Linked DNA regions of Homo sapiens: region 1 is linked to region 2. A link is a loop called in an ENCODE intact Hi-C map of the cell type or tissue named here. Cell type or tissue: PC-3. All regions are shown on one strand. Links, peaks and the distances in the headings refer to the core of each region. The heading gives the core; the rest is flanking DNA.

What was found. A loop is a pair of places that touch in the nucleus more often than their neighbours do. Peaks named below come from ENCODE experiments on the same cell type or tissue, not always from the same donor. Only the 100,000 strongest peaks of a DNase experiment are listed, where the experiment ranks them.
Region 1: a loop joins it to region 2, with 5 times the contacts of the local background. A loop is called at or near these places in 4 of 110 quality-filtered maps.

The regions. Positions count from the first base shown.
Region 1 is chr10:33,235,876-33,241,258 of GRCh38, forward strand. The region is part of intron 6 of NRP1 (neuropilin 1); the gene reads right to left. Among named protein-coding and RNA genes, the nearest start is that of NRP1, 96 kb to the right of the region's middle. In PC-3, for the core only: no CTCF peak of the experiment used is centred there; DNase peaks (open chromatin) are centred at 2,236, 2,946 and 3,582; H3K4me3 peaks cover 430 bases; H3K27ac peaks cover 5,000 bases.
Region 2 is chr10:33,131,890-33,137,272 of GRCh38, forward strand. No RefSeq gene overlaps it. Among named protein-coding and RNA genes, the nearest start is that of IATPR, 18 kb to the left of the region's middle. RefSeq lists an enhancer at 1,878-3,077. In PC-3, for the core only: no CTCF peak of the experiment used is centred there; DNase peaks (open chromatin) are centred at 912, 1,872, 2,332 and 5,172; H3K27ac peaks cover 2,040 bases.

The sequences.
Region 1 (5,383 bases), core at 237-5,236, 100 kb after region 2:
CTGTGAAATCTTTTCTCCTTTAAAATATTTTCCTTCAATTGCATGTTAACTTGCAGATGAATACCTTGGAAACCTTTAACAGCTTGGTCAAAAAGATGACATTTTAATGTCCCCTCCTCCCCTTCCTGCAAAGAGACTTAGGAGTTCTTTCCAGGCAGTAAAAGATTCAGGGACTTAATACTTTTAATTAACATTTTTTGAATGCTTATTTGTAAGTTACATTTAATTTAAAACCTGAGCCTAGTCCTTTGATTTGGAAAGAGGACACGCTGTCAGAACAGACCAAATGTAATCCCTAGGAATTTGGCTAAGATTTTAACTTAAAAACTGTCTGATAGAAATTGCCTAACTGAAATTTCTTAACAGAGAAAAAATAAGTATGCTACAGTTTTAAAACAATGGTAATCAGTCTCAAATATGTATACATGGGATGAAAATCTTCCGGTCAAGAACCTCATAGGAGAATCAGCGCATGTGCTCTTGCTAGATGGGTTTACTTAATAAAGAGTTAGCAAGCACGTACTACATAGAGGGCATGGGTGGGTATTGTGCTCTTCTAATATAACTCTTGATTCCATCTGATTGTTTATGTGTAATATCCATGAAAGCTAGGAAAGTATTCGTCTAGTAGAAGACCGAGAGGGTAGGAATTGCATGGGTTAGGTAGGCAAGAGAAACGTTTGGGTTCAGTGCTGCTGATCTGGTTGACTGCAAGGGTACAGCTCTAGATACCCTGTAAGATTAAATAGAGTGTGTATACAGGTCACCCGTTCCTAATATTTGTCAGCCCTAAAACAAAGAGGGTAACAGTAATAGAAGAATGAGTTAACGGCTGGTTTGGATTTCAGCCACTTTAAGACATGGTAGCAGAATTGGTGATCTCTGCACATAATTCAGTAGGACTGTATTGTGTTGATAAAGTATTGCTGACGATTATTGTTTTTGTTACTATTAAAAACTTCTCTGGGGCAACCATTATGTGTCAGGTATTGTACTAAGTGCTAACTTCCTGTACCTCATCTTCCATTTTCTTAACTGTCCCGCAGACAGGTTTTATAGATAATGAAGCTGAGACGTAGCGCAATTAAGACCTTTTTTTTCTTCTTTTTTTTTCACACTCCTGGTCTTTCTGAGCAATTATTACCTCTGCTTGGAGCCTAGCAACTGATAAACTATGGAGCCCAGAGTGTCTGCTCACACAGCTGCATCCCAAAGCCCAATCATGGAGCTTCACACATCGTAGCCACTCAAACTAAAAGTGTGAAATTACACGAAACTGAAGAATGCCAAGTATCCAGATAAAAGCATTTCGTCCATTAAATCCAACACACATTTACTGTATGCCAGGATCTGGAAGCACACAAGCCTATGTGGAGGTAATGATGTTATGAGACTGAAAGTAAAAAGTGTCAGCCTAGTGATAAGTGGGGCATTATGGGATTCAGAAGAAGGGAAAATTACTTCTGGAAGGGTCTAGAAAGGGCTTGATGGAAAACAGGTCATTTGAACCATTCAAAGTGGACCTCATAGGACAGGGGGTTGGACTTTGGCTGGGGAAGCAGAAGCGGCCAGCTTTGATGAACTAACGGCAGAAGAAACACACATGCGCGCGCACACACACACACACACACACACACACACAAATCCCACCCAATTGCTTACATTTGAAAATATTTGCTATGATGAATATTTTCCTTCTTCTTTTTTTTTTTTTTTTTTTTTGAGATGGAGTCTGGCTCTGTTGCCCAGGCTGGAGTGCAACGGTGGATCTCAGCTCACTGCAACCTCCACCTCTTGAGTTCAAGTGATTATAGTCGCTGGGACTACAGGGGTGTGTCACCATGCCCAGCTAATTTTTGTATTTTTAATGGAGATGGGGTTGTGTCCTGTTGGCCAGGCAGTTCTCCTGACCTCAAGTGATCTGCCCACCTTGGCCTCCCCGCTGGGATTACAAGTGTGAGCCACCAGGCCCGGCCCGATGAATATTTTCCTTCTATCTGGTATCTCATGGCAAAATTCCTTCGGAGAGCAAAGATAAGTGTCCTCTCCCACTGCAAACACACACACTCACACATACACAAATGCACACAAACACTTTTGTATGGGCCTTTATGTAGTCCAGGAGTCTAGGCTGTGAAGTGTTTGGCTAGTGACAGAAGGACAATGAAATCTTCCTTGTAGGTAAACTTGAAGTTCATGATCATGCACCACACTGCTGAGGTAATTCTGCTAAAATGTGTGGCTTCACTGCCTCTGGGAGTCCAAGCATTCCTGGGAATGAGACAAAACCTCAACCTGCATGAGTCAGCGAGACTTCTCTCTTGAGTCTAGCAGCACACGCTGCAGCTCCTATCCTCTGTGGATGTCTACATTTAAAATAAAACCTGTCAATGAAATGGCACAGAAACTGTGGATGCTTTCTTTAAAGATTCACGCTTCTGTTGAAATCACACTGTTCTCGCCTCAAACATTTAAGGAGAAGTTCATGAGTTCAGAGCATGATCTTCTAATGATGAGCAGTTGTGTTTCTAATATCCAGTCCAGTGTGGAGAGAACTTCATGGGTGGCTATTATTCATTCATAACACAAATAAGTGCTAGGTGCTTGGGTGAAAGGGAGTGAAGGTGATAAGATTCCTGCCCTCTAGACAGTGAGGGAAAGAGTCAAGTAAATAGTAAATCACAATACAGAGTGAACAGATTGCATTAAAATGAATCAATGCATTCTGGTACAACAGAGAGAAAACTGGGGTGATGCAGGCAGCATATGGTGGAAAAAAGCACAGACCCCAGAAGTAGCTTTGTAGCTTTGACCTGCAGGAGTGACCTGGATAATGTTAAGCAAGTTACTTAGTCCATTCAAGTCTTAGTTTCCTCTACTCTCAAACAGAAATGCCAATGCTTACCTCATTTAGTCATTCTGCATGGCTACTATGAAGATCACGATGATGCATATGTACACATATTAACCATGAGAATGTGACCTAATATTTTTTTACTTAGTCTTTTGGGTAATTGGAGTGGGTGCCTCTGTGTGTGTGTGTGTGTGTGTGTGTGTATGTGTGCGCATAGTTTTGCCAGTAGTACCTAGATTATAATTCCTTTGAAGGAGAGAGAGAGTCTCCTTCACTTTAGGCCAGGCACGGTGGCTCATGCCTATAATCCCAGCACTTTGGGAGGCTGAAACAGGTGGATCACTTGAGCTCAGGAGTTCAAGATCAGCCTGGGCAACCTGGTGAGACCCTGTCTCTACAAAATATAAGAAAATTAGCCAGGTGTAGTGGCATGCTCCTGTAGTCCAGCTACTTGGGAGGCTGAGGAGAGGATCACTTGAGCCCAGGAGGTCGATGCTGCAGTGAGCTGCAATCGTGCCACTGCACTCCAGCCTGGGCAACAGAGGAAGACCCTGTCTCAAAAAAAAAAAATGGGGGTCTTCTTCACTTCAGATTCACCTATTTTCACATATAGTGCCTAATTCTTAACAGATGCTCAATAAATGTTTGTTGAATTTAAATTCGATGTTATGTAAGTCTGGCATTGCCGGCAAGATCTGAAACTCCTTTCCTCCAAACTGCCTGTCATTAAAGTCAATGTTAAGGTGTTTGAGCAACTGACTTATACCCTTAAGCTAGGAATGTGACTACTCTTATCTTAGCATTTCTAACTGCAAATATTACAATAAATCATAAACTTTCTAGTCCTTTGAAAAGTTCACCACTTAAAACTAGAGTCTGCTAACTGATGAATTTCACTGGCTAGGTCCACACTGTGTGAAGTATTCCTTTTTATTTATTTCTCAAATGACCTCTCCCTAACTTAATAGTGGTTCTCTTCCTGGAGTTACCCCCAAAGGCATCAGAGATTAAATACATTTTTCGCTATATCTATTATGCTCTCAAATACCTCACTCAAACCTCGTCTCAACCTTCTTATTTTAGAGCTAAGGTTATTTGCAAGCATGACGTCCACAGGATGTTTATGTATCAGATGTTTACCTACCTGGTATCTCAGACTTCTCCCATACCCTTCCTGTATTTTTGAAAATAGAACAACATCAGAATTTGACTGCATCACTAGAGTGACCGCATCAAAATGGTTTTACCAAATTAACATATGATCTTTTATAAGTTGTTGGAATTGGAGCTTTCTGTGGATAGGAAATGAATATAGACTTCAGGCCTTTTGCAATCTGTGCGTTTCTTTGTCTCATGGTCTCTGAGAAGCAGCCTCACAAAAAAAGCCTCATGGAAGAAGTCTTGGAGGTGGCTGTGCAGTGAGGCAAGGATGTCTGACACCTTTCCAAGGTGAAGTTATTCACACACACACAGACACACACACACCTCTCCAGGTTTTCAGCAGTTTAAAGAAATTTTCATGCCTAAAAGACTAGGAAAGTATTAAATAGCATGTACAGGTAAGGTGTATTTTTCTTTTAAAAGCTGTTATTCTATGCTACCCATAAAGTTTTATCTGCACGATTGGGTGATTTCTAAGTGGCTCAAGATAAACACACACTTTTACTCAAACAGCATCTGTCTATTCCAGCACAAACAAATGCGTTGCTGATTATTGGTTTTGCAGTTAATCATGGCTTTAATTTGTCTACCTTCCCCTTTAAGCTTGGTTTCAAAAACAAACACAAGGATGAATTTCTGGAAACTAAAGACTTGCAGATGAGGGTGATGGTCTAAATCAGTCTCTTGGCCTATAAAGTTTGACAGCATCTTTTTACACCAATTTTCCATGTATTTCCCAGTGATCTAGGTGGGCCTCTCCTGGTAATGAGAGTTTCCTGTGCTGATGGAGAACTTGGAAGTGCAGGTGTCCAAAAAACTCTCCTTGGCATTAAAAATCCTGCAAGGAGCTGATGGGATTACTGAGATTAAAGTCGGCTGCCAGCCTAAGGTTATAACGAATGCTACCCTGGAGACAAGAACGAAGAGAAAGAACAGGCTGCCTAGGTACAGCTGGTTGTCAGAAATTGTGGGTAAACAGTTAGTCTCTGAAGGAATGCCAATCATTCCTGAGAACAGATGAAGTGAACTTCTCAATTTAATATTTGGTCAACTGCATTTCCCTGTTGGAAGCTTATCATTCAGCCAGGAGCTGTATATGCTGATTTGTTTTTGAAGCTCACATTAAGGGGATGGGGAAAGCCTTGCAAAAATGAATTTTCAAAGAATGACTCTCCAAGAAAATCTTGTGTAATTAGAATTCACAGCAGATGTTTGGAACTGAGCAAAGGCCAGCCTAGGGCAGGAGAAAGGCAGTCAAAATAGAAACGCCATGTGTGGAGGTAGAAAATGAAAATGAGGAAGGAAAAAATGTTACCCAGTTATCTGTGGTTTCTGTGCTCCTCTTGGGAGAAAGGGGCAAGGCATAGC
Region 2 (5,383 bases), core at 209-5,208:
TTTCCCCAGTCTCACACTGCACTTAACTACAGTTTCTCCTTCTGTGTCCCCAGTAGGGGTGGCAGAAAGGGTCACAATGGGGCACAGAGGATGTTACAGTTACCTGAACATGTGCGACTAGTCCACATGGGTGCACACTGTATATGACAGGAAGGCTTCAAGTTCAACCTGGGTTAAATGAAACATGCCATCATTCCATCTTTCTTTCCCGTGCCCTCTTCTGCCGACCTGCTCCCCTTCCTGGGTGTCTGGTTGCAGTGAGTGGCTCTGATGTTCTCCCAGATGACCAACCTCAAAGACCAGTACATCCCCTGCCCCACACTGTCCCCCACATCTGTCTGCTCTGTCTCTTTCCATTGTTACCACCACTGCCTAGGTTTCTAATTATCCACATTTCTTCTTTTTTTTTTTTTATTTAAGCAAGCATCTCACTCTGTTGCCTAGGATGAAGTGCAGTGGCACAATCACAGCTTACTGCAGCCTCAAAGCAATCCTCCCACCTCAGCCTCCCTAGTAGCTAGGACCACAGGCATGTGCCACCAGTTCAGCTATTTCTTTATTTTATTTTTTGTAGAGATGAGGTCTTGGTATGTTGCCCAGGATGGTCTCAAACTCCTGGGCTCAAGCAATCCTCCTGCCTCCACCTCCCAAAGCGCTGAGATTATAGGCATGAGACACAGAGCCCAGCCACTGTCCGCATTTCTTTCCTGGCTTCCTTACTGGGTTCTCTACTTTCACTCTTGCCTTCTTCCTCTCTTCCACCAGCATAAGTTTTAGAAACTGCACTTCTGATCATGCTGCTCTGCTGCTTAAAATCCTTCATGCAGATCATGTAAGACCTTCCTGATCCAGTGCTGCCTTGCCCTCTAGAACCCAGGGTGCCTTTCTCCCCTCTGCAGTTCTACTGCGCCACCTGCAGTTTCTCTCTCCTGTGTTCATGTGTCTACTCCCTCTGAATGGTAGGCTCACACCCTCCACCTGGCCAACTCTTACTAAATCTTGGGCTTCAACTCAAGGATCACCTTCATGGTTCACTCCACCAGGCTGGGCTGTGTGTCCTGCCCAGTTCCTATAGTGCCCTAACTCACTTTTTTAAAAAAATACTTTAAGTTCTGGGGTACATGTGCAGAACATGCAGGTTTGTTACATAGGTATACACTTGCCATGGTGGTTTGCTGAAGCCATCAATGTCATCTACATTAGGCATTTCTCCTAATGCTGTCCCTCCCCTAGCCTCCCACCCCCCAACAGGCCCCAGTGTGTGATGTTCCCCTTCCTGTGTCCATGTGTTCTCGTTGTTCAGCTTCCACTTATGAGTGAGAACATGCGGTGTTTGGTTTTCTGTTCCTGTGTTAGTTTGCTGAGAATGATGCTTTCCAGCTTCATCCATGTCCCTGCAAAGGACATGAACTCATTCTTTTTTATGGCTGTCCATTATTCCATGGTGTATGTGTGCCACATTTTATTTATCCAGTCTATGATTGATGGACATTTAGGTTGGTTCCAAGTCTTTGTTATTGTGAACAGTGCTGCAGTAAACATAAGTGTGCATGTATCTTTACAGTAGAATGATTTATAATCCTTTGGGTATATACCCAGTGATAGGATTTCTGGGTCAAATGGTATTTCTGGTTCTAGATCCTTAACTCACTTTTAACAGAGCTATGGGGGCTTTCAGCTCAGCAGTGGCTCTTCTTAGCAGGGGACTGAATGTGTTCCCTTTGCCAAAGCCTACTTTGCTTTGCTTATGTGATGCTACTTACAGGATTTCCAGATTGTTTTTGGTCTCTTCAACCATTTGCTTTCTTTGGACAGGACAATGCCCAGTGATGAAGATGAAGCTCTTGTTCTTGACATCTAATCCCACACCATGACTAATAAACATGGCATGCTGCAATGGGCATTAATTTATGGGTAACAGAAGCAGATCCAAGCCTTTTAGCTAATTAAATAAAAATGCACCATACAGCAACCATCCTGCCTGCTTGGGTGTAAAATAGAGAGGAGAAAGATGGCATGCTGGTCATTGAGAGATAATTACCTGCAATTTCAGAGCTGGAATCTAGTGACAACATAAGAAAAATAATAACCTCTCTGGCTGTTAGGATTCTCAGTTCTAGCTGCGAGCAAGGAGCAAAGGCACCCACAGACTTGCCAAACCTATGTCAGGAATGACGAATAGAAGGCAGAAATCCACATCCCCAGGTGGTAAAATTGTTATCCACCTTCGTCACCTCTTTCCTAATGGAGGAAGTGAGGACAGGCAGCCTTGGAGTCCTACTTGAATGAGGCCTGGACCTTATGCAGGGTAATAAAAACCAACACGTGGGGCCTGTGCTGTAAGGTGGCAGAGGGCGATGACTCACCCCACTCATGCAGGTTGAGTCATTTCAAGGCAGAGTTGTGCCAGTTCAGTACCCAGTAATATTTTCCAGTCGACGAGTATCAGTGAACAGGAGATAACCAGTCATTTCTAGATTCTGCTCAGAGTCCCAGCTTAGAGGCTCCACCAGCTCAAAGAGACGGGATGGCAAAACAGCCACCTTAATTTCCAGATCATCTGCCAGCTCATCTGCCAGCTGACACACAGCCCATGGCTCCACTATTGCCAGTGCTGTAGCTGCACCAGACCAATCTGGTTCAACTTTTATGTAACAAAGTTGTGATTTGTTTTTCAGTTGCCCGGGACTCCCAGGTTGAAGATCATGAGCATGCCCTGATGAGCCAAGGCATGCAACCACAGGGGAACCTAAGTGCTTGGACTGAGGAGTGGGGACTGAAATAAGAAGCGGACACTGCAGGGCAGGATCAGGATCCAATCAGATCGAGCCCTGGCATCACCTCATGGCAGGATCTAGTCAGATCGTGGCTTTTGACATCACTTCATTGTGAAATCCAATCAGATCACACCTTATTACCCTATCCTTATAAAACCGGACCTAGCCCCCAGCTCGAGGAGGCACTGCTTTGGGAGTTATCCCAGGTGTTCTTGTTACTAGTTGCAAGGAATAAAATCCTCTTGCTAAATCCTCCTTGGTTGTGCAGATGTTGGCATGGATGTGGAGAGAAGGGAACACTTACGCTTTGTTGGTGAGGATGTAAATTAGCTCAACTCTGTGATAAACAGTATGGAGAGTTTTCAAAGAACTAAAAATAGAACTTCTACTCAACCCAGCAATCCTATGAGTGCATGAGTGGGTATCTACCCAAAGGAAAAGAGACCATATAAATAATATACCTATTTATTGCAGCACTATTCACAATAGCAAAGTCACGGAACCAAGCTGAGTGCCCATCAGTGGTTGACTGGATAAAGAAAATGTGGTCTATATACACCATGGAATACTAATGAAAATAATGATTTCATTCTTTTTATGGTTGTGTAGTATTCCATGGTTTATATATACCATTCTTGCGGCAATGTGGATGGAGCTGGAGGCCATCATCCTGAGTGAACTAACTGAAAAACAGAAAACCAAATACCGCGTGTTCTCACTTATAAGTGGGAACTAAACAATGGGTACGAATGATCATAAAGATGGAAATAATAGACACTGGGGGCTCCAAAAGCAGAGAGGATGGAAGAAGGACAAGGGTTGAGCACTTACCTGTTGGGTACAATGTTCACTACTGGTATATTGGGGACACTGGAAGCCCAATCCCCACTGGTATGTAATATACCCATGTAACAAACAAATATATGTACCTCCTGAATCTAAAATAATCAATCAATCAATCAATCCTCCTTGGTTGTGGTCATTGGGTTGATATCTGCCAAGTAACCACTGAGCTAAAATTGGGAGCTTTTACATATTCGGTATGTTTCTTTTTTCTTTTCTTTTCTTTTTTTTTTTTTTTTTTTTGATATGGAGTCTCACTCTGTCACCCAGGCTGAAGTGCAGTGACATGATCTTGGCTCACCACAACCTCCACCTCCCAGGTTCAAGTGATTCTCCTGCCTCAGCCTCTCAAGTAGCTGGGATTACAGGCACCTGCCACCACGCCCAGCTAATTTTTGTATTTTTAGTAGAGGTGGGGTTTTATCATGTTGGTCAGGCTGGTCTCAAACTCCTGATCTCAAGTGATCCATCTGCCTTGACCTCCCAAAGTGCTGGGATTACTGGCATAAGCCACCATGCCTGGCCCATTTTCAGTGCATTTCTGTGTTTAAAGGATATCACATAACTGAAATAACATTTTTTATAAACCATGCAACTTGGCTCTACTGGGTGAAGCTCACGTTAGAGGCCAACTTTCAACATATTTAAACTATGGAAGCCCCCAAAAGAGCAACTTACGTTAAAGGTGACTTATAGCAGAGGTAGCTAGGCTCAGTCCAGACTGGACAGTGCTCTCAAAGTTTATGTGCAGAGGCGGCAGTACCCAGGCAAGTCTTTGAAAGTCCCGGCTTAGAACTTGGCACAATCACCTTAGAGATTGTTCACTGCTACAAATGCAGGCATTGATGCAGGGGTGGGGCAGAAAGACGGGGGAGTGGGAGCCTTGCTGCTAATTGGTTTAGTCTAAGATCAAGCCTAACCTCCCTTGGCCCACACAACTGTTACTATTAAGTGAGACTGAAACTAATCAAAACTATTTACACAGATGTGCCAAGCCTGGGAGATGAAGCAATTATGTGCCCAGACCCATGTTGATGAGTAATTTGTGGCAAACTCCTCTGTATAAGAGGGGGTCATGTAGTAGCAAAGTGGGGTTGTTTTGAAGAGAAAGCCTGCTGATGTGAAACGAAGAGCTGACTTGGATTCCACATGATAGGAGACAGGTATATGCTTGGAGTGCAGCCTCTCCAGGGGAAACTGAGGGAGGGATGGGGGACTAAGTGATCTGCAACTCACTCATGAAAACCCATTTCAACCCAAAACAGACCTAACCTCCTCCACCTTCCATTAAGTAATTTATCAGGGTTTTAAAAGAAGAATCCATATTTCTTACACTTCCTTTCTGTTGGACAATGCAGTGATATGACCAAGGGCTTGGGGTGTGGATTGCAGGGGAGGGAAGGTTAATTAGCAACACAGATTAATTAGCAACCAGTCAGGGAGACGGATCTGTGCTCTGATTCATCTAACAAAAACTCTGGAGGTGGCTATGCTTAATATGCTCCTTTGCAGATGTCAGATCTATAAGTGAGAGAAGCTAAGTGAGTCACCACAGGTCACAAAGCTAGCAAGAGGAGACAGATTGTAAGATCATAAACCAAAGTCCCAGGCCTCCAAACCCCATGCTCTTTCCTACAAAATATACTATCTTCCTTCTGAAAATTATGCTCATCATAGGGACGAACTTTGTTTCCCAGGATTAGTTGGGCTCACGTACATGCTACCATATTGACTCGGGTTCTCTAGGGTACTGGACCAGAATG